Regions from separate parts of the Homo sapiens genome. Here region 2 is linked to region 1. A link is a loop called in an ENCODE intact Hi-C map of the cell type or tissue named here. Cell type or tissue: PC-9. All regions are shown on one strand.

What was found. Peaks named below come from ENCODE experiments on the same cell type or tissue, not always from the same donor. Only the 100,000 strongest peaks of a DNase experiment are listed, where the experiment ranks them.
Region 2: it touches region 1 in a loop (6-fold over the local background); 24 of 110 quality-filtered maps call a loop at or near these places.

The regions. Positions count from the first base shown.
Region 1 is chr2:113,388,967-113,391,466 of GRCh38, forward strand. All of the region lies in intron 2 of LINC02966 (long intergenic non-protein coding RNA 2966), which reads left to right. Among named protein-coding and RNA genes, the nearest start is that of ZNG1B, 47 kb to the right of the region's middle. In PC-9, CTCF peaks have their summits at 1,499 (motif pointing left) and 1,699; a DNase peak (open chromatin) is centred at 1,535; H3K27ac peaks cover 801 bases.
Region 2 is chr2:113,248,380-113,250,879 of GRCh38, forward strand. The region is part of intron 2 of PAX8 (paired box 8); the gene reads right to left. PAX8-AS1 (PAX8 antisense RNA 1) reads left to right here. Exons shown (of 6, transcript NR_015377.2): 2 at 2,388-2,500. Among named protein-coding and RNA genes, the nearest start is that of PAX8-AS1, 13 kb to the left of the region's middle. In PC-9, CTCF peaks have their summits at 979 (motif pointing right) and 1,181; a DNase peak (open chromatin) is centred at 997.

The sequences.
Region 1 (2,500 bases):
GATGCCCTGTGTACTCCTGTCATGCACACAACATAGCATAGTAAAATGCCTGGCGTGTGTGTTTGTCTTTTCAATACTCTGAGCTCTGCTCATTGGCAAATCTCAGGACATAGCACAAGCTGTGGCCCCTAAATGTTAACTGAATGAACGAACGGAATCACTGGTGTCTCTTTAGCTTGAAGAATAGAAAGCCCTTGTAGGACAAAGAAGATTGGGAGAAATGTGAAGTCTGGTGTGGACTCTGTCAGAAGGCAGAACTGAACCAATGGATGGACTTAGAGAGACTTCGGTTTCACATCAGGAATGATATCATAGTCAGAACTCACGACACACATAATAGGTTAGATGAGGGAGGAGGGAGTCCTTCATTGCAGGAGTTTTTAAGGTGAATACAAGAAATGGGAGGCATTCGGCCTGGCGCAGTGGCTCACGCCTGTTAATCCCAGCACTTTGGGAGGCCAAGGCGGGTGGATCACAAGGTCAGGAGTCGAGACCAGCCTGGTCAAGATGGTGAAACCCCATCTCCACTAAAATACAAAAATTAGCCGGGTGCGGTGACGGGCACCTGTAATCCCAGCTACTTGGGAGGCTGAGGCAGAAGAATCACTTGAACCCGGGAGGCAGAGGTTGCAGCAAGCCAAGTTTGAGCTACTGCACTCTAGCCTGGGTGACAGAGCAAGACTCCATCTAAAAAAAAAAAAAGAAATGGGAGGCACTGAGTTTCTGGCTCAGTTTGCTGATGCCAGAAACACAGAGATGACTGGTAAGTAAAATCCACTAGAAAGTGCATGACAGGTTTCTTTTTCCTTATATTTTTCTTTTTTAAATACAAAAGTAATACCAGTCCACTGAAAATTTGAAAAGTATATGGCATTAAAAAGAGAAAAATAACATCTGATAATCCAACAAGATAAACTCTCTAAAATTTCTTTTCTCTTTTTAAATGAATATGTTAAGCTTGAAATATAATTTTAAATTTATCTTGATGTTTTACTCAACAATGTAGAAGCATCTTTTATGTCATTATTTTAAGTCACAACCACTTTTAGTGATGATGATTAAAAGAACCATTTGCTTTTTCCTTACTGTCCCGTTTTTAGATTTTTGGCTAGTGTCTAATTTTTCCCTGTTATAAATAATGCTGAGATGAACAGAACATGTAGAGTTCTAATAATTTGCAAGTGAATAGCATATGAAAAACATGAGCAAAAATTTTGCAGTCATAATGACTCAACACAAGTTTTAAATAAATTACTTTCGTTTTGAGCATTCATTCTTAAATATGTTATAGGAAGTAAGTAAGAAGCATTCCTTACTCCTTATTTTGTTTATAAATTAGTGATGAATTGGAAAGGGTAGCTTGCCCCTGGAATTCTCTGATAAGCACAGGTGATGAGGAAAATGGAGAAATCCAAGAATTCCTTTGTCTTTCCTTAAAAGTAGTCAGCTTTAAGTGCAGGGCAGGCGTGCCCTCTAGCGGCCAAATAAAAAATAAAGAAATACAGGAAACCTTCAGCCACGTAACAATCGCACGTCCCCATCTAGTGGCTAACCTGTGTAAATGCAGTTTTTCTAATCACAATAGCGAATGTTACTTGATTTACATTTGTCTCATGAGGTGAAGAACTGGGAGGAATCTTTGAGATCACGTATTTCAACTTCCTCATTTGCAAAGGAAATAAAACAAGGTTTAGAATAGGAAAGTGACTTGCTCAAGTCCACAAAGACGTTACAAACTGAGCTTAGAATAGAACTCTGGTTTCCTGATGCCCTGATTAATGTTTCCTGCTGGCTCAGCCCTAATCCAGACGCTGCAACTATGTCTCTATTTTCCCCTCATCACACTCTTTGGACCTAGCGAGTGTGCATGTGTGTGTTTGTATGGAACTAGGAGGGTGGGCATTACAAGTCCTTCCTTGCGGCCAGGCGCTGTGGCCCAAGTCTATAATCCCAGCACTTTGGGAGGCCAAGGCGGGCGGATCACGAGGTCATGAGAGCGAGATCATCCAGGCCAACATGGTGAAACCCCGTCTCTACTAAAAATACAAAAATTAGCTGGGTGTGGTAGCACGCACCCGTAGTCCCAGCTACTCGGGAGGCTGAGGCAGGAGAATCGCTTGAACCCGGGAGGCGAGGTTGCAGTGAGCTGAGATCACTGCCACTGCACTCCAGCTTGGGCGACAGAGTGAGACTCCATCTCAAAAAAAAAAAAAAAAGTCCTTCCTTGCTAACAATATGAGCCTCATAGAAATAATTTGCTACCCTCAAATGTGCACCACGCAATTTCCCTAGCTACACCCTGTCTCCAACGTGCCCTTGTTCTGGGGCTGCCACACTCATAACCTGTTGCTGCAGACTTGCACAGTCTTTCCCATGGAGAATGAGCCCAGCATCACCTCAGCAGGGCTGCTGCTACTTTGTTTTTACTGGGACTGCAGAAGTGCTTCTCAGAGTCAGGATTTCTCAAAATTAGGTATGCATTTATTTCTCATACCTCTAG
Region 2 (2,500 bases), 140 kb before region 1:
ACATGCCATGGTCTTTTTCACACCAAGGGCAGGATTTGGTGATATGACTGGGAAGGTAGAGCCCTGCAGTGTGGGAGTCAGGGAGCAGGCAGGTGAGAAGGAAGAGCCAACCCCAGCCTTCTGTGTGAACCAGTTAAAGACTGTTTATGGCCGAGGGTGGGAAGTGCCTTTGCTGGGCACACAGTGCCCATTATCACCCACTGACTTAGCACATTCAGAACTGCCTTGCAATGTCTCCTCAGGGGCCCAAGCTGTCTTCAGCAGAACACTCAATTTCCCTTTAATAAAGGGGGTGGGGGCCAGGTGCAGTGGCTGACATCTGTAATCCCAGCACTTTGGGAGGCTGAGGCGGGCGGATCACCTGAGGTCAGGAGTTCGAGACCAGCCTGACCAACATGGTGAAACCCCATCTCTACTAAAAGTACAAAAAAAAAAAACTAGCTGGGCATGGTGGCACATGCCTGTAATCCCAGCTACTCGGGAGGCTGAGGCAGGAGAATTGCTTGAACCTGGGAGGTGGAGGTTGTGATGATCCCAGATCGCATCATTGCACTCCAGCCTGGGCAACAAGAGCGAAATTCCGTCAAAAAAAAGAAAAAAAAGGGAGGTGGGGGTGCTCTAAGCCTCTGCCCTGGGCAGTAAGTCAGGAGGAAAAGCCCTCTGGCCAAACACCCAGCAAGAAGGATGCAATGACCCATCTTCCTGGTGGACACAACGGGTGAGCTTGGGCACAGCTTCCACCTATGCCTGTCCAGGCAAGTCTTCCTAGTGACTGCTTCTCCACTAGGGCTGGAAGAGTGCTTGGAGGGCCTTCAGGAGAGCCCAGATGGTGGGCAGAGGGGCCTTTGCCCAGTCCTAAGCCCATTCCTCTGGTCCTCACTGGCCAGAGTGCCATTTGTGAATTGCTGTAGCCATTTGCCCTCACTGCATCATTGTTGCCTTCCGGCTCTTTTGGGTCCAGGCACTGAACACAAGGGGGCGCCAGACAGCCACCCAAACACAGACAAGACCTTCAGCAGTCCAGCTTTGTCCTCATTTTCCAGAAGTTTCCGGGCCGTATCCACCCAAACCTAGGTGTTTAGGCTGGGACCTCTATATCTGAAAGCAAGGTTTCTTAGAGGTGGAGGTTCTTCACCTCTACAAATGTGAAGCAGGTTTAAAAAAAATGCCATTCTGGGGTGGCATGAATTGGGTATTGTGCCTTTTTTTTAAAAAAAGAAAACGACGCTGTAAGTTGTGTGGGACATTGCTCTTAATTATTATGAAGGACTGACTCGCATCCTTAGAAACCCAAACCCTCAGGAAGCCACCTGAGAGGTTATTTACCGTTATCAGCAAGCATTGTAGTGCTGGGAAAGATGCATTCACATTTCTGGCCCCTAAACGGTGAATTCTCTGGTGCTTATTTTATTTGACTGTCTTCTGAATGACTTTGTGTTACTGTGGAAAGAGTCTTGGGCCTGATCCCTTCTTTGACACTGCCTGTTTTAGTCTTATCATTTGAGAAAGTGGGTTTTTTTTTCAACCTTAGTGTTTTTATCTATCGAATGGAGCTTAACAAAACTTATGCCTGCTGCTGACTTAAACCCCTATAAGAAGATAGGGGGGCTGGGTGTGGTGGCTCACGCCTGTAATCCCAGCACTTTGGGAGGCCGAGGTGGGTGGATCACGAGGTCAGGAGATCCAGACCATCCTGGCTAACATGGTGAAACCCCGTCTCTACTAAAAATACCAAAAATTAGCCGGGCATGGTGGCAGACGCCTGTAGTCCCAGCTACTCAGGAGGCTGAGGCAGGAGAATGGCATGAACCCGCAAGGCAGAGCTTGCAGTGAGCCAAGATCACACCACTGCACTCCAGCCTGGGTGACAGAGCAAGACTCCATCTCAAAAAAAAAAAAAAAAAAGAAGATAGGGGGACCAGGATGGAGAAGTGTTTATTTAGATAAACAAATCTTGCTATAAATGTAACGTTTTTCTAATTTGTAATATTCCCATGGTTGAATGTTATGACCCAATCTTGGGAGTAGGACTAGGACTAGGGAGTGTTTTCTCAAACTTCAGTGTGCATCAGAATCACTTGGCAGTGAGGGTTATTAAAATACAGAGTACTGAGCACAATGCCCTAAGTTTCTGAATCAGTAGGTCTGGGATTGAACTAAGAATTTATGTTTCTAAGAAGTTTCCACATGGTGCTAATGCTGCTAGGCCAGGGTCACACTTTGAAAACCACTGGTTTAGGCCAGGTGATGGCTGGTAAATTAAGCGTAAGAGAATAACTCTTCATACTCCTCCAACATTCTTCTGACAATAATAATGATTGTTTGTATATTATGGTTTTCATTTCTTTTCAACTCAAGACATTGACCAAGTGCCTATCATGACTCAGGTACAAAGCACTGGGAATACAACCTTGAACAAGACAAGAATCCTGGCCTTCAAGGAACTTCGAACCTTTTGGGGGATATGATAAGACACATTAGGAATCACCATGTTAATGGT